Regions from separate parts of the Mus musculus genome. Here regions 1, 2, 3 and 5 are each linked to region 4. A link is a loop called in an ENCODE intact Hi-C map of the cell type or tissue named here. Cell type or tissue: heart. All regions are shown on one strand. Region 1 has its middle 19 kb from the start of Tada1. Region 2 overlaps Cd247 (CD247 antigen). Region 3 overlaps Pou2f1 (POU domain, class 2, transcription factor 1). Region 4 has its middle 8.5 kb from the start of Cd247. Region 5 overlaps Pou2f1 (POU domain, class 2, transcription factor 1).

The links. Peaks named below come from ENCODE experiments on the same cell type or tissue, not always from the same donor. Only the 100,000 strongest peaks of a DNase experiment are listed, where the experiment ranks them.
Region 1: it touches region 4 in a loop (4-fold over the local background); 21 of 42 quality-filtered maps call a loop at or near these places.
Region 2: a loop joins it to region 4, with 6 times the contacts of the local background. A loop is called at or near these places in 28 of 42 quality-filtered maps.
Region 3: it touches region 4 in a loop (9-fold over the local background); 6 of 42 quality-filtered maps call a loop at or near these places.
Region 5: it touches region 4 in a loop (9-fold over the local background); 25 of 42 quality-filtered maps call a loop at or near these places.

Annotation. Positions count from the first base shown.
Region 1 is chr1:166,357,908-166,362,907 of GRCm38, forward strand. No RefSeq gene overlaps it. Among named protein-coding and RNA genes, the nearest start is that of Tada1, 19 kb to the right of the region's middle. In heart, a CTCF peak has its summit at 2,458 (motif pointing left); a DNase peak (open chromatin) is centred at 2,454.
Region 2 is chr1:165,856,328-165,861,327 of GRCm38, forward strand. It overlaps Cd247 (CD247 antigen), which reads left to right. Exons shown (of 8, transcript NM_001113391.2): 3 at 73-129; 4 at 1,089-1,169; 5 at 2,116-2,151; 6 at 2,892-2,948; 7 at 3,462-3,497; 8 at 4,677-5,000. The coding sequence ends at 4,742. Among named protein-coding and RNA genes, the nearest start is that of Gm32999, 9.7 kb to the left of the region's middle. In heart, a CTCF peak has its summit at 2,279 (motif pointing left); a DNase peak (open chromatin) is centred at 4,274; H3K27ac peaks cover 1,219 bases; H3K27me3 peaks cover 1,012 bases.
Region 3 is chr1:165,889,762-165,894,761 of GRCm38, forward strand. It overlaps Pou2f1 (POU domain, class 2, transcription factor 1), which reads right to left. Exons shown (of 16, transcript NM_198932.3): 13 at 2,049-2,154. Among named protein-coding and RNA genes, the nearest start is that of Gm32999, 43 kb to the left of the region's middle. In heart, a CTCF peak has its summit at 2,170 (motif pointing left); no DNase peak of the experiment used is centred here.
Region 4 is chr1:165,777,729-165,782,728 of GRCm38, forward strand. It overlaps a transcript of Cd247 not described here. Among named protein-coding and RNA genes, the nearest start is that of Cd247, 8.5 kb to the right of the region's middle. In heart, CTCF peaks have their summits at 2,276 and 2,944; a DNase peak (open chromatin) is centred at 3,183; H3K4me3 peaks cover 1,293 bases; H3K27ac peaks cover 1,078 bases; H3K27me3 peaks cover 122 bases.
Region 5 is chr1:165,964,878-165,969,877 of GRCm38, forward strand. The region is part of intron 1 of Pou2f1 (POU domain, class 2, transcription factor 1); the gene reads right to left. Among named protein-coding and RNA genes, the nearest start is that of Pou2f1, 35 kb to the right of the region's middle. In heart, a CTCF peak has its summit at 2,352; no DNase peak of the experiment used is centred here.

The DNA.
Region 1 (5,000 bases), 580 kb after region 4:
TCAGAAGAGGAAAAGGGCTTAAAAAGAAAAAGGAAAAAGAAAGGAGACACAGTGTTATCAGGTGGACAGAAAGGACAAAATAAAAGAGCTGAGGCGGAGGAGGAAGGCGAATTAGCTTCTGCGCCTCCTCCCTATGCCTCCTCAGCAGCCACCTGTAGGTGGACCTTCTGTCCGGAGATTTGGAGAGGATCGACCAGATCAGGTGTTGATGTGGGCGAGAGGGTCTGTTTGTGTGTTTCCACAGGACCAGACGGAACCTCTTTGGGTGCTGGAGAGGTTGGTGAGACGCTGCAAGAATGAGGCTCCTGATCCAGTTGCCCCTGTGGATGTGGTGGATGGTCCCACAAGCACAAACGATGGAGCCAAGATGGGAGATCCTTTCAGTGTTCCAGAAGCCGATACCAGCTCGACATGACGTTCACATTTTTCCATGCCTTTTTGATCCCTGAATTTCCCTTAAAGATATAGCCCCTCTGGCCATCTATCCCTTGCTTCAGGGAAGATGAGCGGGGATGAGAGCCCTGGGATGTATGCTTGTTATAGTGTGTGTGTGTTTTGTGTTTGGCACATGTGTTAGGTGCAGAGTGTGCGGCCCGCACTTTCGCCATGGTAGCATAGGCTTTTGCTGCAGTGGAGGCGGGACAATCTCCTCAGATTCGGTTTGCCGCTCTAAAAGAAATTATGCTGCGTTATGCCGTGGGGTGCGAGGCTAAGCACTGCACAGAGGATAGCTTGCTGTTGGCATCCTGTGGAAGGCATGTCTGATTGCATGAAGGTTCAGTGTCCTAGTTCCCTTCCCTCAGGAAAAATGACACGGGAGCTGGCCAAGACCTCTCTGGGTGATGAGCCTAAGGGATGGTTTTGTGTAGGGCCCCTATGCTTGCACACTGGGGATCAGACCTCTACCTTCACCCATGAGGCTTGCTTGCAGCAATTAAGATCTGGCCATAGATTAATCAACATCCTGGCCTTTTGATGCACCTGCCACAAGCAAAACACAATCTCCCCAGGAGTGGCTTGGCATGATTAAGAGGTAGTCAGTGATAAGACTCCCTGGGCATGTCACCAACCTAAGACAGGGATCAAACCAATGCTGTTTGTCACCCAAGGACGGGTAAGGGGCATGGCTGCTGGGGGCTATCTACAGACATTCTCTCTGCCAAAAAAGAAAAAAGGGGGAATTGTGGGGAGCGGGTGTGGCGGCAGTCCCAAAGGCGCCAGGGACTGCAGCTAAGTCATATGACTTGCACCTGACTTCCTCACACAAGACACAAACATCTTGAGTGCTGCGCAGGTGTACCAGGATACAGGTGAATCCAATTTGGTGGAGATTTGCCCCTGCTGCCCTGATTAGCTGAAGCTGCGTGCCTGGTGAGGTGGCGTGGCCTGCTGTGTGTGGATGGGAACTGAGAGTATAAAAGAGTGAGAGGCCCGGGTTAGAGGGAGGATTGTTATTCTAGAGAGGATTGTTATTATTGGGAGATATAAACAAGGGAGATATAAGCAGGGGAGATATAAAAACAAGGGAGATATAAACAGGGGAGATATAAACAAGGGAGATATATAGAGAAAGAAGAAACAGGACTGAATAAACGTGTGCAGAAGGATCCTGTAGCAGCGTCGTTCTTCCTGGCCTGTTGGGGGCGCGCGCGACAGTTGGTGCTGAAACCCGGGAAAAGAAACATCTTCAGGCATGAGCGAAGACCCCCTGCTACAGGGAGGATTCAGAACTGCATCACTGGGAAGGAGCGGTTAATAAAGGTTCCCGTAAAACAGACTGTTGAGAAGGATCTGGCGTGGATTCAGAACTCTTCAGCTGGGGAACGGTACTGATGAAGAGAAAGAAGAAAGATGAAGACTGAATAAACTGCTGTTAGAAGGACTGGTGGTCGCATCGTTCTTGCTGGTCGAGAGCAGGCGCGACACCCCACCTTGTGTCTGTCAGTCATTCTGTAACCCTGGGCAACTAAACGTGATGGAACATAAGAGAACAGAATTTAAATCCAGTGTGGTACAGTTTGGGTTAACGGGAGCAATGCATGGCTCGGGCTTTAGGTAGGCATTCAGTACCTGTTATCATTATTCATGGGCCTGGTGAGAAGGAGCCCTCTCAAAGGTTTCTGCTATTTCCCACCACCATGAGGGACAACATATGTAAGGCCTCCCCTGTCTTCATCACTCAGCTGACTAAAGCCGATTCCAGGTTGTTCCCAAATACAAATAATTGTTTGATTTCTTCCTGCAGAATTCAGTTTTGAGTACAAGTTTAGAAATGTTACTTTTGGAAAGACTAAAAAAAAAAAAATCATCTTTGGATTGTCTGATGTGTCCAAAGGCCAGGGCTTCCTAGAGTCTCAGCTGAGACGCCTGGTGGCCCTTGGAGCCATTTGGCTTCTGAGAGCTATGATTCTGGCTAGCGGCTGAACAGCCTGGAGCAAAGGTGAGGAAGCATCGCCCCCTGGTGGCCGCCGAGCAGCTAGCCTAGTCGGAGCCGTGTGCCTGAAGTCTCCTGTTTATCCAGCACTGGACTGTGGACCAGGAAACGGTTTGTCTCTGCCAGTCCTTTTAGGAAATACCTGCTAACCTCCTAACTCCTGCCTCAGGACAGCTTTTTCTTTTTGGCAGACAATATAATAAACATCGCAGAAGACCTCTGTATAGAAGCAACCCAATTAAAAAAAAAACAAATCATGCAGTAAGGCAATGCGAGATGTAAGACTGACTCCTGTTCTGGGGCAATCCCAGCTCCCAAGGACACAGTAAACTCAGGAGCAGGTGGATGGTAACGCTGGTCGGGGTAATCACAGCTGTGACTCCAGGCAGCAAACTGCCCCACCCCCACCCCGATTTTGGCCAATGAGCCTTGACCAAATCTTGTAAACCTCATTTCCCAGGTTTCTTCCCCAAGGTCAGATTTTCCTTGGGAACACCAGATAGCGATTCATTTTTCTAGGCCAACAAGGGTTTTTTTGGTTTTTTGTTTGTTTGTTTGTTTTGTTTTTGTTTTTGTTTTGTTTTGTTTTTTTCTTCTCTGGGAGGTGATTTTAGAAGCTCATTCTGCTTCCAGCAGAGTCTCCCCACATTACGAGCAATTCCCGTGCCAGTTTGAAAGCTTGGGACATCCCCCAAGCCCCTGCCACAGTGCCAAATGCCTTCTGAATGAGTGGCCATCACCACACAGGGCACGTGTAGCACCTTGTAGCTCCCAGCCACATGGTAAGCAATGCTCACAGTGTTTACTGCTTCCTCCAGATTCCAGTTTTAGCTCGCTGCAAAGGTTGCAGAGGCAGGAAAGGGCTCTTTCCCAACAGGTGCAGTTTAATAACGCACACTTGAAACAGGTTTTTTAAAGGTCTCATAAATATCATTCATTATCACATCCAGGGACAACTTTCCCTTTCCCTGGAGCTCCTGAAGCCATCTGCTCAGCTTCACTGCAGATGGTGGTGTTTTTACTCCCAGGTAGGACCAAGGAGGTGCTGGCTGCCAGGCTCCCATAGTGAGAAGCAGGACAGAAAGATGCTTTTGAGATTGACTTCACAGAATTTGTCTAGGGAGACCAAAGGGTCTGTGCTTACAATTTGTGTATTAATCAGCTTTCTGATACTGCACCAAACACCTCATACTTAAAAGCCAAATATGATTTTTGTCTCACAGTTTTGGAGACATCAGCCCATGCTCACTGGTCCATTACCCTTGGGCTAGCAGGAAAGTTTGACCCCTAATTTATTTTAGGCACATTTAAGCACAGCATAAATTTGGTAAAAAAAAAAAAATTTATTCTGCTGATAATTAACTCAATCCTGTGTCCACAACAAAATATACACATACATACATTTCTTTAAGGAGCAAAGTAAACTAAATACAGATCAGACAGGACTACATTGAAACTCTTTGTAAAATCCATCAAGGCAGGTTCGACAGATTTACCGAGAAAAACAAATTTATGCAAAGGGTCTGGGGAAGGTCCGGTGCTGGAAGAGTCTCTAGCCACACAGTAGAGCCTAGGTCACTAGGGTAGTAAACATGTCTGTTCCTGGCCTTCTGTGTGGATAACAGGTTTTGCTTTCCTTCCCTTGGAGGAACAACCCTGTGTGCTTAACATTACAGACTGTGCTCACACTTTTTCTGTGCCCCCTACAGGAACTGAAGCAGAAACCATGGAGAAATGCTGCTTAAAGCCTTGCTCCTCATGGATTGCTCAGTCTGCTTTCTTATATCCCCCCCAGAAGCACCTGCCCAGGAGTGGCACTATCCACGACAGGCTGGGACCTCCCTCCTATATCAATCATTAATCAAGAAAATGTCGTACAGATATGCCTATAGGCAATCTGATGCAGACATTTTTCAATGGAGGTTTCTCTTTCTAGACATCTCTAGGTTTGATGTAAGTTGACAAAAGTCCAACCAGCACAGTGTCCTTAAAAAAATAATCATACACACACTCTTGAGTCTATCATCTCATAGGAGTGCAGACTAAGACTGGTTTAATATTACTAATTAATAATGTGTGAAAGCATCATGACTTAGGTGGGCAAGATGGCTCCATGGATAAATTACAAGCCTGGAAACTTGAGTTTGATAGTTGGATTCCATGGTGGGAGGACAGCACTGACTCCTAGGAATTCTCTCTCTCTCTCTCTCTCTCTCTCTCTCTCTCTCTCTCTCTCTCTCTCTCTCCCCCTCTCTCTCTCCCTCTCTCCCTCTCTCTCTCTCCCTCTCCTCTCCCTCTCTCCTCTTGAGAATTCACTGAGGAAAAGCTAGGGCACAGGAAGACGATAAATCAACAAACAGGGGGAACAGAGCTCTCACAGAAACCAAATTTCCTAGCCTCTTGATTTTAGACTTCTAGCCTTCAACAGTATGGAAATCCATCAGGACCCAGGCATTACTGTATGTGTGTCTATCCTTTCTTCATTCCCTCTTTGCTCCTAGCCAGCTTCTAGTATCCAAGCCACATGGGATACTGGCACGTAGCCTAACCAGTGCAAGGCGAGTGT
Region 2 (5,000 bases), 79 kb after region 4:
CTCTGCACTATAGCCAGTCCGATGGCCCCTTGGAGGTGGTGCTGAGCTCTGATTCTCTCTGCTCTGTTGCAGTTCAGCAGGAGTGCAGAGACTGCTGCCAACCTGCAGGACCCCAACCAGCTCTACAATGTAAGTTCCCCCTTCTGCAGACCTTCTTGGAAAGCCTTGTCCTAGGACCTAGGGAAACTTCAAGGTCAGGTTAAGCTGTAGGTCTGGTCCAAAGCTATTGGCCTGGTGGCTGGGTGGCAAGCCTTTGAGCCTCAGGTTTCTAATCCTGACTGGAGCGGAATCCTGCTTGCCCCTCAGTGCTGCTATGAGGACGAGGAGCTTTAAGAATGAGATGCATGGCATGGCCCTGCCTCAGGAGAACTTTCAGTCACTAGCAATTTTGCAAAGGCAAGAGGCCACAGCACAGAGGGAAGGGTCCCACAGAAACGCAGTGGGGCTCTGGTCTGTGAGATTCCCCTCTAGGTGCCTCCATTTCGCATGCTAATGAAAGTGTATCATTAACCCTATTAGATCAGCACATGGTGACTTGGGGGTTCCCACCATGTGCCAGCAAGGTAGCAGGTGTTTTCTGAGGCGCTAGCTTGAAGATGAAGCAGTTCCCACCACCTTTCTTGCCTTGATCCATGCTTTAACTGGAGAGATAGTGAAGGGTGCTTGGTGTTCTTGCAGAGGACGCAGCCTTGCCCCCAGCCTTGCACCTACTGGCTCACAAATATCTGTAACTCAAGCCCAGGGGATCTGATGCCTCTTCTGCAGGCATGTGGTGCACAGGCATACATCAGGCACACACACATACACATAACACACATAAAATGTAAAAATTACATTTGCTTTTTATTGTGCTTTGTGTGTGTGTATGTGTACCGTGATGCACACATAAAGGTCAGAGGACTTCTCTTTTGCCATGTGGGCCCTGGGGATTGAACTCAGATCTTTAGGCAGAGGCCAGTGCCTTCCCCACCCACATACCTCACTTCCCCTATGCTGCTTTGTTTCTTTTTGAGCCACCGGGTGGGAAACCAACTCCAGTTTTGGTCAATGTGACCCCATTCTCCTCAAGGTCCTGTTTCCTCTTCTAGGAGCTCAATCTAGGGCGAAGAGAGGAATATGACGTCTTGGAGAAGAAGCGGGCTCGGGATCCAGAGATGGGAGGCAAACAGGTAGGGCGCTCCTCCGCTTCTGAGTGTGTGGGCTTCGAGGCTATAGCAGCAGGTGGGCATTGGACTCTGGCCTGGGACAAGAGGATGACAGACACTTGCTGTTGTGCCTTCCCTTTCTTCTTGGTTCCATTCTGCGTCAGAAGGAACCTCAGTACTCAGATCGTCCTTGCCTTCACGTCCATCTCCCCTCTACTGCGCCTTAGCCAACACGATGTCAAGATACACACAGGAAGGGCTAAGCCTGTGGAGAAGGCATTCTGGATTCTGAATACCCCTCTAGAACATGGCCACATCAGGCTCCAGGGGCCTGTGCCCTGTAGGGAGGGGAAGGGATGGGGGACTCCTCCGATGCACGAGAGGCCTCTTAATAGCAGGACTCAGGACAAAAATCCCAGTGTAAGGTCAGTGCTACTCAAAGCTACCCAGTGTCCTCAATGCTTCTGGTCAGACATGCCCACTTGGCCCTGACCTCTTAGTCCTAGGTGTTGCTAGAGGGCATGGCAAGAAATAAAATTCCTCATTCCTATTTCAGTCTCCAGCCTCAGCTCTTCTCCACGGGACCCGGAGGGTATGGGGAAGGGCAAAGAGTGGCCACAGAAACACAGAAACACTGAAGAGCACTGACTGGCTGCCTCTGAATGAGGTGACCCAGCCCGTGTCTCTGTTTATGGTGCGTGTGAGGGCGTGAGAGAGCAAGGGGGCTGAGAGATCACCAGCAGCCTAAGACATGTCCAGGTGGGAGTATGAAGTGTGGTAGGTATGCATTGTAGAGTCCCTGCCCAGAGGTGTGTGGGACGGACCAAGGGCGACCTGAGCAAGGCTTGGGCAATATGGAGATTGATAGCTGAGCCATAGGGCAGGGGGTAGCAGGCCAGGCAGCATGAGGTCATTACACTTGCCAGCCTGGATTCTCTCAAGCTCATCTCTGCGCCTTTCTATTCCCCAGCAGAGGAGGAGGAACCCCCAGGAAGGCGTATACAATGTAAGTATGGGAGAGTTCACCATTCACCCTAGACAGATGGAAGAGGGCTGGCAGAGGTGCTTTCTGTCCAGGCTAGTCCATGCCTTCCCTGGGTGGCCATGTGCCACCTGCTGGTAGCTTTAGAACATCCTCTTATGCTGGGCAGGGTCACAGCACCTCATTTCCTCTGCCTTTTTCTTGCTGTTCTGTGGGCCCTGAGCCTGTGCTTGGGGAACTGGGCAGAAGCTGCAGGCTACGCTGGGTAGGAGTGTGGAGCCGGCTTGTCTTGAGAGGACGCTCATCCCGAGGGCTGGAGTATTCTGAACACTTTCTCTCATTGTAAAGTTCACCCCCACCACAGTGGTGTGAAACTAGTTTCAGACCACCAAGGTGCTCCTTGCCGCTGTTGGTATAGCACTGCGATTGGCTGATCCACAGCCTGTGGTATCAGCTATGAAGAGATGGCTTGTTCAAATAAATGACTCTTTGCTCCCCCTGAGCCCTTATATTGTCCAATCTCCCTGTCTTGGTTTACAGTTCTAAATCCCATTTTCCTGCATCTAATGTGAATCGCTCAATGTATAGATCCGGTAGATCAGGGAAGATTTCAAAGTCAGGGTTGTGGGCAGCAATGTTTGTATGCCTAAGGCGTGGAGCCCTGGCAACTGGAGCCTGGCAGCCTGGGCACCCGGAGGCTTCTGAGGGAATGCTCTCTCTGTGTTGGTTAAGAAGAGAATGTGTCACCTCTTCTCTTCCTGTAGGCACTGCAGAAAGACAAGATGGCAGAAGCCTACAGTGAGATCGGCACAAAAGGCGAGGTGAGCGCTGCTCTTCCTTGAAGCCCTAGGCAGGCAGGTTCCTTCTGGTACGAAGTCTTCCTTTCCCATCCATTCCTCCTTCAACTAAGACAAGCCCATGTGACGGCAGCCATGAGCATAGGTACTGCCGGACAGTACATGGGACTAAGGATGGACTGAGGTGTCAGGTCTCAAAGGCAAACCTAGAGCCTGTGCTAAGCCCTGCTGGAAGCGGATCGAACCTTTTCAAGTAGTGTCGCTGTTTATATAGTACTGTTGTGTGCTTACTGCGTGCTGACATGGGGTCCCGGGGGGGGGGGGAATGAAAGTGTATGGCCCCTTGTTTATTGATGATTTTGTAAGAACTTGAAAATATCTAGGCTAGAGCATTGAGTTCTGAGTATGGGGCCCTGGGCAATGCTCTACCAGGGAGAGGGGTTGCTGGTTAGGAAGCCGTCCCTTCTGATCCCTTGAGTAGGGGCAGTTGAGCAAGGGTGCTACAACTGACTCTCTTCCTCTCTAATCTCCTTTCAGAGGCGGAGAGGCAAGGGGCACGATGGCCTTTACCAGGTGAGAGTGGCCGGCGCCCACCCTGGGCGGCACAAAAGGGGTAGAGCTGAAGCTACTGTAGTCTGCTGGTGGCACAGGCCTTTGTCAACAGACAGGACACGCAAGCCCAGGGCACACAAGTGGACTGGAGGTCACTCCACGGCCACTATGGCTCTACAGCTTGGTTGGGACTCAGCTGTGGAAGCGACACATCATTTGTATATAGCAGACAAAAGCAGCTATCTAGGGAGGTGGGAAGGGAGCCCCAAGAGGTGCAGGCAAGAAACGTAAAGGATTCTCTACAGCTGACTGTTTCCTTTGCCTCCTGGGCTAGCTTAGTTCTGCTCCCCCCTCCCCAATTGCAAGACTAAGAGTGGGCAGAAAGGCTGGGCAGTGGTGGTCCATGCCTTTAATCCCAGCACTTGGGAGGCAGAGACAGGCGGATTTCTGAGTTCGAGGCTAGCCTGGTCTACAGAGTGAGTTCCAGGACAGCCAGGGCTATACAGAGAAACCCTGTCTCGAAAAACAAACAAACAAACAAACAAAAAGTGGGCAGAAAGATTGAATAAAAAAAAAAAAGACATCAAAAGGACCTTTCAAAAGGAAAACATTGTAATCAGGTGCCTGGTTTATGTAATTTATGCAAACAACGTGCAGAGACCCTACTTTCCTAAAAAGGGCTCCCTAGTGACTTCATATTTCCTGTTGCTGGGATAGGGAGGAAGAGGCTGTCCAGCCAGACTGGGGCCAGCTTTGCCTGAATATACATTCCACAGTGGCCAGAGCCCGGAAGCTCCCGGAGAAGGACTGAGTTAAAGAGGGACCACTTTCCCTGTGACTAGTCCAGACTCTCTGTGGGTCCAGGTAGCACATTGTCTGGCACCTCCTGGGTCCCAGCTCAGTGTGTGACATGGGGAAGCCACCTTCCTCTTTGGTCAGATGGGAATCTGATGGGCCCTGTGTGCTGCAGGGCACGGTGTCTGAGTTGAGAAAAGTAGAGAATCAAGCTGGGAAAAGACTTGCTTGAGTCATTTGTAGCAGGACAAAGAACCAATCTTTCTGTCAGCATTCTCAGGCAAGATTCCCACCTGGGACGTGAAGGGATCCTCTTGGGCTCCTGAAGGGACCGTGGATGAGCTACAGAGAGTAAGCTTGTACCTGTGAGCTCCTGTTCACCCTTCTGTCACTTGCTTTCACCAGGGTCTCAGCACTGCCACCAAGGACACCTATGATGCCCTGCATATGCAGACCCTGGCCCCTCGCTAACAGCCAGGGCATTTCTCCCTCACGGGCTTCACCTGCTGATGTCACTTGTGAAGGACAGAGGACAAAGCCCCCCTCAGTTTATTCATTTCCCAGCCACCATTTCATGACGAGGATGGTTCTCTCACTTGCCACATTTGTCTTCTTCAGTTCCAGAGCACTGAACACAGAACGTCATCCCTGGACTCTCTAAAGGGAGAGCCACCCTTGCTCTTCCACCCCAGCCCTGCTCTTGGGTCTTCTGGCAGGCTCCTCTCCTTG
Region 3 (5,000 bases), 110 kb after region 4:
CTGTAGTACAGCTTTAGGTCAGGCATGGTGATTCCACCAGAGGTTCTTTTATCCTTGAGAAGAGTTTTTGCTATCCTAGGTTTTTTGTTATTCCAGAAGAATTTGCAGATTGCTCTTTCTAATTCGTTGAAGAATTGAGTTGGAATTTTGATGGGGATTGCATTGAATCTGTAGATTGCTTTTGGCAAGATAGCCATTTTTACAATGTTGATCCTGCCAATTCATGAACATGGGAGATCTTTCCATCTTCTGAGATCTTCTTTAATTTCTTTCTTCAGAGACTTGAAGTTCTTATCATACAGATCTTTCACTTCCTTAGAGTCTTGCCAAGGTATTTTATATTATTTGTGACTGACTATTGAGAAGGGTGTTGTTTCCCTAATTTCTTTCTCAGCCTGTTTATCCTTTGTGTACAGAAAGGCCATTGACTTGTTTGAGTTAATTTTATATCCAGCTACTTCATTGAAGCTGTTTATCAGGCTTAGGAGTTCTTTGGTGGAATTTTTAGGGTCACTTATATATACTATCATATTATCTGCAAAAAGTGATATTTTGACTTCTTCCTTTCCAATTTGTATCCCCCTGATCTCCTTTTGTTGTCTAATTGCTCTCTGGCTAGGACTTCAAGTACAATGTTGAATAGGTAGGGAGAAAGTGGGCAGCCTTGTCTAGTCCCTGATTTTAGTGGGATTGCTTCCAGCTTCTCACCATTTACTTTGATGTTGGCTACTGGTTTGCTGTAGATTGCTTTTATCATGTTTAGGTATGGGCCTTGAATTCCTGATCTTTCCAAGACTTTTATCATGAATGGGTGTTGGATTTTGTCAAATGTTTTTCTCAGCATCTAACGAGATGATCATGTGGTTTTTGTCTTTGAGTTTGTTTATATACTGGATTACGTTGATGGATTTCCATATATTGAACCATCTCTGCATCCCTGAGATGAAACCTACTTGGTTAGGATGGATGATTGTTTTGATGTGTTCTTGGATTCAGTTAGCGAGAACTTTAGTGAGGATTTTTGCATCGATATTCATAAGGGAAATTGGTCTGAAGTTCTCTACTTTATTTAATGTATGAGTGCTCTGCTGCATATACATCCGCAGGGCAGAAGAGGGCATCAGATCCCCTTATAGATGGTTGTGAGCCACCACATGGTTGCTGGGAATTGAACTCAGGTCCTCTAAAGAGCAGCTAGAGCTCTTAACTGCTGAGCCAGCTCTCCAGCCCCAAGGAGGTGTTTTAAAAGTTTGGTAACAGATTTAAAACTTTTTATACTTTTTTTTTAGCTGGGTTTGGGTGTTGTGACACACACCTTTAATCCTAGCACTCAGAAGGTAGAAGCAGATGGGATCTAAGTTCAAAGCCAGGCTGGTCTGCATAGTGAGTGGTCCACTCAGGAGGTCAGCCAGGGCTCAGTCTTAAAAAAAAAAAAAAGTGAATACTAACGTGCCCAGCTCAAGGTCAGGTACACACACACACACACACACACACACACACACACACACACACACACGAAGGGGGAGGGGGGAGGGGGGAGGGGAGAGAGAGAGAGAGAGAGAGAGAGAGAGAGAGAGAGAGAGAGAGAGAGAGAGAACGAATGAACACGAAGTGATGGAGTTGGAGCATATATGTTGCCATGTATGTAGTAAGGTCCATGTGGAGGCCTGAAATTGATATAAGTGTCCTCCTTGCTTATTCCCTGTTATCAAGGCAGGGTCTCTTACTGAATCTGGAACATGCCAATCTGGTTAGCCCAGTTTGTTCTGGGGAGCCCCTTCCTCTGCTTCCCTAGCACTGGGTTATGGATGGGCTGCTAAGCCCACTTGGGTCTAAATGTGTACTTTGTATATGAACTCTAGTCCTTATGATTATGTTCACACAGCAACCTCCCTAGAGCCATAGTCATACAGTAAGCAAACAAACAAACAAACAACACCCCACAACCAACTCACATCTTAGGTCGTAGAACCTTCATGACCTAGCAGTTCTCCACAGAAACCTGACTGGCACTGTGCTTACTAGCCTGTAAGCTGGTTGCTGCTTACCTGTAAGAGAGAGATTAGTCACAGCAGCACTGGTTAAAGGGAGGACAGGGTTGACTGTGAGGGTAGTTGCCGTACTGCTTGTCACAAGGCTTGGAGTGGTTGCCACCTAGAGGTGAGACAAGAAAAAATGTACATAGCATAATCAGAACTTGAATAGTTTTTAAATTTGAATAATGTTTAGTCAGACAGACTATAAATAAGCTAGAACAATACCTAAACATAAATATCACCTAAACAAGACAACTATCTGATAGCATTAGAGCTTATATTGTTTTTATTTTTGATTTTGTGGGAGAATCTACCCACCTACCCACCCACCCACCCATCCATTTATTTATTGGTTTTTTAGAAACAGGGCTGCTCTGGGTAGCCCTGGATATCCTTGAGTTCAGAGATCTGCCTGCCTCAGCCTCCCAAGTGCTGGTGGTTGTGTGCCACCACCAACTGGCTGACTTACACTCTTATAGCTAGGTGTAGTGGTACTACCATTTAATCCTAACACTTGGGAGGCAAAGGCAGACAATCTTTGAACTTAAGGGCAGCCTGGTCTACAGAGCGTTTCAGGAAAGCCAGTGCTACACAGAGAAACTGTTTCGAAAACCAAACCAAACCAAACAAAAAGACAACCTTACTATGTAGCTATGGCCGGTCTAGAACTCAGTTTTAACCAGGCTGGTCTCCAATACAAACATCTACCTGCTTCTTCCTCCTGAGACCTGAGATTAAAAGTGTGTACCGTTACTGGGGCCAGGGACCTGTGGCTAGACAGATCATAAGCCCAAGGCGAGAACTTAGTATTACTCTGCTAAATGGACATGTTAAACTAGCTCTAAAGATTCAACATTGTAGATTAGTGCACCTCTCGACTTTCATCAGAGAAGCTCCTTTTTGAAGCGGTTAACATAGGCTCACAACTGTTTATGGTGCATAGAACAGGGGACTAAGGAATGCTCAGCCCTAAAAGGGGACTCTCTATCATACCCATTTTCCCTCAGGTTTAGGAATCACTGCAGAAGATGGGGAGGAATGGTTTTAAGAGCTAGGGAAGGTAGATGAGCAGTTTTTCTGACCCAGCAGAGCACGCACATAGGACCTGACAGTGATTATGACAGTACGCATAACCCACACAAGCTCCAGCCAGTCAGAATCCCAGCATGAAGCGGGGAGGTGGTGTTCACGTCCTAGCTGTGGAATTATTGGCACTGGAACCTGCTGGGAGCAGGAGAGTCAGTTTTAGGTTGTGGCCATTGGTAAGTCAGTCACACCTTAGTGGATGGCCACACATGCAGGAATGTGGGCTTGATGGGTAAAAAATAAAAAAGGGACAAGTGTGTGTGTGTGTGTGTGTGTGTGTGTGTGTACGTGTGTACTTGGAGCTGCAGGAGTTGGGAAAGGGGAAAATACAACTAAAATATATTCACGTTCTCAAAGAACTAATAAAAAAGAGAGTATGTGCCCCAATACTTCCAAGCTCTAGTGAAAAAGATTTTAAAAACAATCTTGCATTTTTTGAACTATTGTAATAAATATTTTACAGTTTTATAAGACCCTGCCCTCTTTCTATGACAGTTAAGCCTCCAAAACAAAACAATCACCTACACAGAACTGTTATCTAATGGCTATGATTTGTTACGACATAAATTTTATGATTAAAGCATTCCCACTTAATAACCCATAACCTTTTAGTTTAAAGAAAACCTTTGTGAGGGGCTAGAGAGATGGCTCGGTGATGAAGAGCACTGAATATTCTTAACCAAAGGACCTGGGTTCAATTCCCAGCACTCACAAGGCAGCTCACAACTGTAATTCTAGTATCAAGGGTTCTGACACCCTCACACAGACAGACATGCAGTAGGTAGACTACTAATGTACATAAAATAAAATTAATTATTAAAAATAAACAACTTTGTAGAGCCAGGTATGGCACTACATGCCTCTAATTCCAGCACTTGGGAAGCAGAGGCCATGAGATTTCTGTGAGTTCCAGACTAGTTGGGTGTACATAGTGAGTTTCAGATCAGCTAAGGATACACAGAGAAAACCTTTCTCAAAGAACTAAGTGGAAAGGGAAAGAGGTTGCAGCATGGAATAACATTAAAATAAAATAGAAGCAGAGCAACAAGAACAAAAGGAACATAAGTGCATTATTAGCCTTCTTTTGAAGCCTGTCTGGCAGCATGACAGTGATCTACAATTATTCTAAAAGGAAGAAAAGTTAAGTCCCATGACCACAGCATGTCTCTTCCATGTAGGAATAATGTTCTAATGCAAATGGCAGAAGTGACTAAATAAGGGTCTATATGAAGGCTGACCTACTGTCCAAGAGTGAAGATTTGAGATTGACTATTCATCCTTGAAAATTTACTGTCACTTAATCATGTAAGTTTACTAAAATGGGTTTCAGGACTGAACGGTAATAAAGGGACACATTATTTTCAGGAGTCATTATAGCTACAGTGGAACCTTATTAGCCACAGATGAAAATCCAAAAGAACACAAAAGACTTCAAATTGTTTACTTCCAGAAATAAAGGAAAGCAGTAAATTCTTCAGTTCACAATGACAGATTTTATAATTTTGAAAATATTTAAAGTAGACATTTTTATGTATTTATTTAACATGTATCTCTCTCTCTCTCTCTCTCTCACACACACACACACACACACACACACACACACTTCCTTCAAAGTTGTAGCTTGAATCAGGATAATTGCAAAGGCATATATGTTTAAATCCAGTTGATGGACGGTTGGGAAGGATGAGGAGGTGTGGCCTTGTTGGAGGAGGTGTGTCACTGGGGGGTGGGCTTTGAGAATTCAAAAGCTTATTCCATTCCCAGAATTTTTGCTACCACTTGAAGATCTAAATGTGAGCTCGCTGCTGTTCCTTTGCATCACTACCATGAACCCAGCCTCTGAAACCCTAAGCTGAAATGAAATGTGTTCTTTTCTAA
Region 4 (5,000 bases):
TAAAAGTTCTTAAGGTGTTCTGCCAGCTGTTTTTCTTCTTTGTGAATTGTCAGCTTATGCTAGTTGTTCAGTGGTCCTGAGAATCACTTTAATTTCCCTCCTGGTGGCTCTCGGGGTGGGACCCAGGGTCCTTCTCATCCAAGTATACACCCTTCCACCCAGCCCTTGGGGATAATTTTTAAAAATTGATTTTAGTGAATATTATGTATTTATTTCAGTAAATAATTTTTGTTGTCGACACCTGGTAAGAACTGTTTTCCCTTTAAATTGTTTTTAATATCAGTAGATTTAAATTTTTCCACAAAGGAAATTTACATAATTGAATATTTCCCTCTTAACATATTTATTTTTCTTGAAATTTATTTCTTTGCCTTTGAGAACTTTGGTAAATGCTAGTTTGGGCTTTCTTCCATTTTTCTGTTTTTTTCACCCTCAATTCTTCAATCTGCCTGGAATGCGCTTTGTGTAGAATGTTCTTCTCTTTCTTCATGGCAATCCCAACTCATATTTAGCTTTTTTAATTGATGTGTGAGCCCGAATCTACACACAGATCTCTCCACAGCAGGGACAGACATTTAAGTTAGGCTTCCCCATTAAACTTGTTTGCAATCTGTGGGCAGTCTAGTCCAGAGACCCTCTGTAATCTGCAGCTTAGGCCTTTAGCACTAATATTAACCAAAATCTCATAGATTCTCATAGACTCAAACTCTGGAGGGTGTTTATAATATGCACTCACTTTACTTAGCTGAAGTCTCCAGTCCTTCCACAATAAACTCTTAGTTGGCTTTCTTGGCATCTATCCTATGTGTGTGTGGTGGCATGCACACAGACACACAGATAAACACCTATCTGTCTGTCTATCTATCTGTCTGTCTATCTATCTATCTATCTATCTATCTATCTATCTATCTATATCACATACACATGCAAGCACACATACACTAAATGCAATTTTAAAAAAATAAAAGAGAAATATTTGGTGGATGATTGCAGGGCAATTGAACAAATCAGTTTCTTCTGAGAGTGGTAGTCCAACATGTTATATCTATGTACTGAGGTCAGTTAGCACACACTCCTTATTTGGTCACCAAGGGTCATCTGTTAATGGTCTGCATACCCTGGATTCATCTTTGCCTGATTTTGATCAAGCTGCCATAGACAGAAACATATTTCTAGCCATTTTAAAAACTGGAAGTCCCATCTAAAACCACACAGGCACTCTGGACTGACAGAGTCTGTGTTGGGTGGACATTTCCTATGCTGCATGCTTTTGAACCTGTGCATAGAATCCTAGAGAAGTCCAATAAGACAGGGGAGCCTTGGGCCGAGGGAGGAAGGTCCTCACATAGGGCCATGGTGGGGCCCGTGAAACAGCTTAGCAGGGCATAGCTCACCTAAGGTTAGGAACATAGACTGCAGGAGCCCCAATTCTTGACCAGATCTGGGCAGACGACATGTTGTCTTGAATCTGTCTCTTTATTTCTTTGAGCTATGTTGGTACATCTGTAAAGGACAATACTTCATAGGACAAGGAACAAATTAGCAAAACTCAAATCATTTTGCACCCTGCCTGCAGTTGGTTGCTCTTAGGGATAACAGAGAAGAAACCATCATGCATTGGGAGTCCCAACAGCATCCTCTCTGTGAGCCTTCCGAAGGCAGCCTTGCAGAAGGAGAGTTAATTTCAAAGTCAAGTGTTCTGGCTCTGCCATGGGCCTAGGTTCAAATGCTGGTTTCAGCCTTAGCTGGGTGGTTCTCATTGAACAAGTGCCATCTGATGAGGGAGCAACCGAGTTTTCAGCCACCAAATGGAGGATAATACAATCCCTTCCTCCTTATTTGTAGAAAGAATCCAAGTTACCCAGCACACTGAAGGCTGAGGCAGAAGAATCGTGGGTTCAGGGTCAGCCTGGTCTACATAGTGAGAGCCTTCCTTAAAATAGTTTATTTTTCTAAACTAACACATAAAAAACACATAGGAGGCTACCTTAGAGAGTGAACACTCAGTAAATACTAGATAGGCAAGTCCTGTTTCTTTACTTCATATGCCAATTGATAATGTTAGTACTTTTTGAAGTAAGAGTCACAGCTTCAATGCATTTAATTTTATGCGTGGTGCTCTTTTTCTAAGTCTAGTTACAAGACCAAGAAACAGGTGAGGCACACGTGATTTTTTGATTTTTTTTTTTTAATTTTATGGAAGAGGTTAGTTACCCAAAGAGCTGGTTTGAGGTTGTCCTCACATTTCCGTATCAGATCCTATAGTTTTGATTCAAGAATGCAACGCTAGAGGTCCCTGTGGATCCTTTAAAGAAATGCATTGCCTCGTGTTTTGTTTTTAAAGGTTTGTAGTGTGGAAGGAAAACACACACACACAGGGAGGGCCATGTGTTTAAAAAAGCTAGGTTTTCACAAATAGGTCTTTGACATCTTTGATGGTGTGTGTGTGTGTGTGTGTGTGTGTGTGTGTGTGTGTGTGTGTTGTGTTGCGGGAGGGCAGGGGGAGATAAGTCCTGTGAGCTCTGAAGCCAGACTGTGTTCAAATCTCAACCCAATCGCTTAGCCTGAGATCACCAGGGTTAAGTCCAGGATTGGGCTAGATAATGACTTTTGTTCAGTTGTCAATCAGGTTGTGAATGGCCTGAAGTCCTTACACAGAATGTAAGACCAGCGCAGAACCTTGGAACCCGACATCTAGGAAGTGATGCGGTAGCCGTGGGAGAGTTCCAACTGTTGTGTGTGCTTTGGTGACACGCACCCTCACTGTGAGTACTATGGAAGAGGAGCCTATAGAGACTCGGTCTGGGATTCCGGGGTCTGACTTGAGAGGCTAGACTGCCAACCCTAGAGCGTGGGGGAGGGAGGGGGCGGCAAAAAAACAAAAAACAAAAAAACAAAAAACAAAAAACTTGGGAGCTGCAGTTTGACATGATGGCCGCTGGAGGTCGCTGTGGAGCCGCGCGCAGGTGCTAACTGGGGCGGCCCTTCGACCCCCTCTCCCCAGGATGGGAGAAGTTAGTCCTATCGCTAGCAGTCTCTCTGCTCTGCTGGAGTTGGGTCCCTCTTAGCGACATCTTTCCGTCCCTTTAAGGAAATGACCATCCTAAGGAAAGGCCAAGTGTATCTAGCAGTATCCAGAAGTGGAGCTCTGGGATTATTGGCAGAGCAAGCGATCTCTGCTGGGGACCTGTTTGTGCGGCTCTCCAGGAGGCAAGGCTGGCTCAGCAAGGACTTCTAGCAGCCTCCTCACACCGCACGGGTGAGCGGATCTAGTCTCCCTTTTGGGGATTGAAAAAAAAAGTGACGCACGCGAAGTAAAAAACTCTCCAGCGTCATGGGATTGGGTAGAACCTTCAGACTCTGTGCTTGATTCTCCATGCAGGAAGTTCACCCGGTGGCTCAGGTCAAGGAAGGTGCCAGCTGATGGCAGTGAACCGGCCAAGAAAAATTATCCTCAGATACAGGGTCCAACCCGAAACCAGTTTGTGGAGGCCAGAGACTTCAGCCCCTTCAGGGGACACGCAGAGGCCTGTAGAGGGAGAGTGAGTTTCTTGGTTTGTTTTGTTCAAAGTCACACAGTAAGTAACGGATGAGGCTGGGACCAGATCCCATCTCTCTTAAAACCAATAGGTCTGTGGCACTAGCCGAGGGTAAGACCTTCTGGGAGAATCAGAACTGAGCATGAAAACAAAGCCAGGCCAGAGGTGGGGAACTGAAGAGATCCCCTCCTCGCAAGATGTGGTAACTGGTTCCTCAGGTTCCCCGGGGTCTCAGGCTTAGAGTTTTCTCATCTCAATGACTTCTCCTTTGCTTAGCTACCTCTGAGCTTCTGAGGCTGAACCAGTCACTGAAGCCGGGGCTATCTGTTCATAAGGAAGACGAGGCAGGCACTTTGAGTCAAGAAAGAACTACAAAGAAGAGGAAGTGGACAGGTCCCTACTCCGGTGTGGTCTACGCTCCCATAGGACTTGTCCACAACCTCCTTTTTTCAGTCCCCCCCTCATCAGAGACCGTGCATGTCCGTTCTCAGCTCCCATCATTTCTAGAAGATTCTTGCCAGAGCTTCTTCGACTAAGCATTTAATAATCCCCTGGCATCCCTTTCCCAGATAGTGATGACAGTTCCGACCTCCCCTGGAGTATGTGAAGGGAGCCGACTTTCCACAGCATCCTCGGTATACAGACGTATGATGCAGAAAAACTGCCAGGAAGCAAGCTGTCCATTCTTCAATACACAGCTGCGTGGGTAAAATGGATAAAAGCTACGCAGGAAGTTGGACGTGGTCAGCAAGTTCGGGACAAAAAGCCAGTTAGTGGGGTCCTTTCTCACCCAAGCCTGCCACTCTACACCCCAAGTCTTCCCGCTACCGTGATGCACCACCACCCAGGACACGTGACTTCCGGTCTTGAGTTGGCCACTTGCCAGCTTTGGGATAGCAGGTAAAATTTCAATTTCCTTAACTATAAAATGGAACGTGCACATCCGCAATGGCTGTCTTCCTGGGTCATCTAAAAAGACTAAAGTGACAACATGTGAAAATGACATTCACATGGAAGACAGGACGGGCTGATTTCCAGTTGAAAGTGTTGGGCTGCCAATCAATCGCTCAACTTATCTCCTGATAGTCCTCGGGTGATATTATCCACAATCCTGCTTCTGTTTGCTATCTTTCACAAAGATTATTGAAGACATTTTTGTTCTATCTCTTTGTGCAATGTTCTAACATTATTTCTTCCTTTATTATGTTTATTGGTGTGTTTGGACCTTGGGTATGCTTTTCCTCCACAAGATTTCACAGATTTTTTAAAAAAATAATGTGCTTTAATTGGTCTTTTGAGAGAAGGGAGAACTAAAATTAGCTTCGGAGTAAAATGGACCCAGGTCAGTCACAGCTTCCGTGACTATGTTTTCAGTGTCTGTAACATCAAGAGCACTTCAAGTGCAAACTGCACATTCAAAGTCAGCTTTCATAAAATGGAAAAAACCCATGGAGCGGGGCC
Region 5 (5,000 bases), 190 kb after region 4:
AATCTGAAGGATTCTTGCTGACTACTGTACCCTCAAAACATGAAACTATTCATTATTCCTAAAAAGCATCTAAGTAAGGTCAAATATTTTTTTCAAATATTTCTCTCTCTCTCTCAAACACATTTTTTTCAAATATTTCTCTCTCCTTCTCTCTCTCTCTCTCTCTCTCTCTCTCTCTCTCTCTCTCTCTCTCTCTCTCAAACACACACACACACACACACACACACAATTACAATCACACGCATTAAGCCAGGTTTCAATATTAGTGAAAAAATTTTAGGGCAAAAAAAGTTAAATGTTAGGTATTTTTAATATGAATGTCAAGTAGAAAAAGAAGCCAGAACATCAATTTCATCTCATGAAAATTTCAAAATAAAATGTCACTATTTCTAGAAAAGGTTTATTTAATGTTCTTTTTAACCTCACTAAATCATATCTATAATCCTAAAAGGGCAGCCCCATAATCCACAGTGAGTTCAAGACAGCCTGTAAGCGCTGCCACAAACTGCTTGTCGTCAGCTCAGTCTTACAGAAAGAAAGCACATGCTGCCGAAAGGTCGGTTCTCACTCTTTCCTACATCAAAACAAATGTTTTTATTTAAAATTACAGTAAAAGTACATCCTTTCTCCTCTGGCATTCTTTCCATCTCTTTTCTCCTTAACAATACCAAAAAACTGTCAAATTTCTTTCAAAGAATAAAAATAAAACCAATACCCAAACCTCTAGTCGTCAGGACTCCATGTTTGCTGTACAATAAGGAGGCCTTTAGCTACTTCGACATGCTTGGTAATGACAGTCTTTTCCTCCATAGTTAACTGTGAGCAAATATCAAGAACCACACACTCCTTTGTAAGTTAAGTACCACGGGCGTTTCCAGCAACATTAAAACAACTGTACAGACTAATCTCAAATGCATACAACATGAACTTTCAGCAACTTCTGGCCAGGTAGGGTTGCTGCACACATCTATAACCTTGGCAACTAGGAAGTAAAGGTACATCAGGTATCCGGGTCATCCTCAGCTACAGCGTGAGTTCAAAGCCAATGTGAGCTACATGAGACCCTGCCTCAAAAAAATGTAAACAACCAAGCTCTGCACAGTTTACTCTATTTACCACTTAAAACTTTTTTTCCCCCAGTCCACAGTTCAATTCCAATGAAAATACAGAATAACAAACCTATAGAAGATTTAGGTCAATTCTAATGAAAACACAAGAATAATAAACCTACAGATAATTCAGTTCAATTCCAATGAGAACACGAGTAGTAACCTATAGGTAATGCAGTTCATTTCCAATGAAAACAGAGCAATGAACCTATGGATAAGTCACGTACATGACAGCAAAGGCAAGCATGCAGATTACCAACAAGCTCTCATTTAAAGACTGCACTCAGCAACTCAATTTGTCCCGCTTGTCTGTTCTGTCGCATGGACAAAGAGAAGAATAACTAATCCATAGTCCATATAAATCAAAGTTGTAACTTTAAAAGCCAGGATGCTAACTAGCACAGAGCAGAATAACACCATAAGTCTTTGGTTCCTCCACCTGCCCTGGCTCTTGGGTTGCAGCTTATCTAACAGCTAATTTTCCCTTCTTGTGGGGTTTTACTTGGTGTGCCTGTTCTCCACTTCCATTTCTTCCCCTGTAGTTTTTAAAAGGATATAAAGCATCTGTATTAAGAATGCCTAAAGATATCAAAGACCTAAAGCTGCACTGGTTGTGTGTGGCATAGGAGGAAGGGGAGGAAAACGTGAGGTAATGAGGATCTACTGTATTTACCGTATGTGCAGGGCATGTGGACAACAATAGGAACCATGCAGGGTGCACTTTTGGTCAGAAAAGAACATGGCAGCCTAATGGGAGGCCTTTGTTCTTCAAAAGGGTCTCCTTTCTCTCTTTTGTGCTTCACTTAATTCATGGCATCTGAGCTGCTCTTGAACTTGACAGATGAGAAAAAAGGGAGAGAGAAGAGTGAGAGTCACACACAAAGAGAAGGGAAGGGAGGACTTAAAAAAGAACTCATTGTGATAATTTAGTTCTGCTAGACTTGGGGAATTTTGAGGAGTTGGCTAGTAAAATTCAGAATTAAAATAAAAATTTCCAATATTACACTAAGTAGTTAAGTAGACAAGTAAAATGCAAAATAAACTCTACAAAAAAAAATTTAATACAGATTATTTTCTGCTACAAATATTTCTTTAAATAGTAAATACTGATTTTTCAAGAGTTACATAAAAGATAAGCATTCTATTAACAACAGTGGGTATTAAATGATTTCCCAGATTAGGAAAATGTTGAGATAGAAGTAGCACAAAAGAACACCAAAAACCACGAGCACCACCTACAGGATGAAGTGTGCAGTCAAGGCTAACAGACTAAAAAACATCAACTGATTGTCATCTTGAAGGCATGAAAAAATAACTGAGCAAGAAATCACAAGTCCTAGGAATCGTTGGCTAATCAAAAATATAAATAACTCTGGTTTGTACGACAAAAGTCAGCTTAAAGCAATAAAAAACATAGTTGTATGAGGCTAATGAGGAGCTTGGCACATAGACTTCACAACCACCTAAACTCCAGCCCCAAGAGCTCCACTGCCTCTGACCTCTGTGCACACCTGCACTCACAGGCACAAACCCACACACATACACTTAACTAAAAATAATTTTTTTAAAAAGGAAAAAGACAGCTATAAAGTGATTCGATAATAATGTCTGGCTTTAAAATAGATTTGGTTACTGTTTTTGAAAGATACTCAGCATAAAACAACCAGATAAGTCTAAAACATAAGAAACTGTCCTATTCCTGTTACATTTAGTATTTACTTTCCCAGGTTTTCCTGATACATGTGACTTAGATACATAAATTTTCATCTTATGCCATACATGTATTTTACATCTCCTTTTTAAAAAAAGAAGTCATCATACACATAGCTCTCATTTCTGGTGTGTTAAAACAACATATTATGCTCTATTGAATTATTTCTACTTCCACTAACATCCGAGCTTCAAGAAGTAGTACTGTTTATATATCTTTCCCTGATAGCTTAAACTAATTCTATAAACAAATGACTAGTGATAACGGATTTCAGTTAAACAGTGCAAACATTTCAAATTCAATGTATTACACTGTTCTCCCAAAGTTGTGCTAAAGTAACTTCTAATATTATCATTTTGTTTTCCTAATACTATATACTCTTTTAAAATTTGACATCTGATAAATTACCTGAAAATGTGTACATGTGTACATATTCCCAATATTTGCTGAGATGTTGTAAAAGTAGTACTTTTAAACTACTTTAAAGTCAGCTACAATTTTATAAAATCTTACTTTATAGTTGATACTTATTTAATTAATGCCCAATCACATTACACTACACAGTGTATTCAGAAGCCACAATCAACTCCTAGTACCAGTGAGTAGACTTAAAACTTAAAACTTTGCACTATCTCAAAGGCAACTGTAATAACAGGCAAAATTAAAACACTGTATGCCCTTTCCAAAATAGCTATTTTGAAAGGATGTTTTTCAGCTAGACTTATGTGCATGTACATGGAAGTAGGTCAGTTATAGACCAAAAATTGTCTAAAACAAATGAAAAAAACATTAAAGGGAAAGGCCATGAATTTGGGAGAGCACAAAAGGTGCATGGGAGGAGTCTGAGGGAAGAAAATGGTGTAATTTTAATTTCAAAAAACAAAAGTTGAGAGAAAGAAAACAACCACTTCGAATCACTCTTTGAATGGATATGGATATGGTTATTTTAGGGTTCACATGTGTAGACGTTAACACCACTAACTCTAATTCTCAAATGCAGCACTACAGACTTTTTGAACAAGGCAATTCTCTTTGGGAAAGAAAAGTGGACAGGTCTGTTCACTCTAGGGTATTTACAAGAGAGTGTCTGATCATTGCCTCTCCCTGGGAAGAACGGGATGAACAAAATTTGTGCCTAGGTAGGAACCACATCACAGGGTACTTCAACAAGCTATCTCACAAACCCCATTTAAATTTAAACGTATTTTACTTGTTTATTCATTTAGTGTGTGTCCTTTGCATGTGACAACTTGCAACAGTCACTTTTCTCCTTCCACCAGGTGGAAGGAATTGAACTCAGGTCATCAGTCTTTTCAGCAAACACTCTTAACACAGAGCCACCTTGACAGGCATCATAGTCCTATTTTTAAGTAGACAAGGAAACCAACATGAGAGCTCATGCTAGAGACCTAACACCCAAGAGGCTGAGGTTAGGAGAGCGCTGCCAAGTCTGAGACCAGCCTGTTAACTACACAGGGGTTTCCTGGCCTACAGCATGAGACCATGACTCCAAAAATGCAAAACAAAACAGTATACATCAAGAGCTAAGACCATATCTCAGTCAGTAATGCACTCCCTGACACGCTTGAGCCTGTGAGTACAATCCTCCCCAGGACAAAAATCAAACAAACAAAACAACAAAACAGAAAAAACCCAAACCTTATACAAATATTTTCAGCAGCTGAATACTTACTAAATTCTCACTAGCCTTCACTACACTGAACAAGGTCTCTTATCTAATTACTAACATGGTAGTTTAAGGAAATACTGAGCTTGGGGCACAACAGATAAACAAAATTACTTTATCACTGTCAACTATCCTATTAGTTTTTCTTACAAATTCTGTCTTAAACCCACGGCTTCTCCACATCTTTTCTAACTACTTCAACTACCAAGCCTTTCCTATCCAGACTGTGTTTTCCCTGTCCCCTCAGCTTTTACTCCACTCATTCACTCAGCTATGAGCCACTGACTGCCTGGTACATGCAGTTTTCTACATACTAAGAATACACTATTAACAAAACTCTCAACAAAATTATTTTATCTAACTAGGTGTGGTCACACATGATTTCTATACTAGCAGAGAGTTGAGTATATTACTATGTCTATGAAGCATCACCTGTGTCATTGTTTTGTAAACACTCTTCTCCATCTTCTGGTATAGAGACAGACAAGTAGAC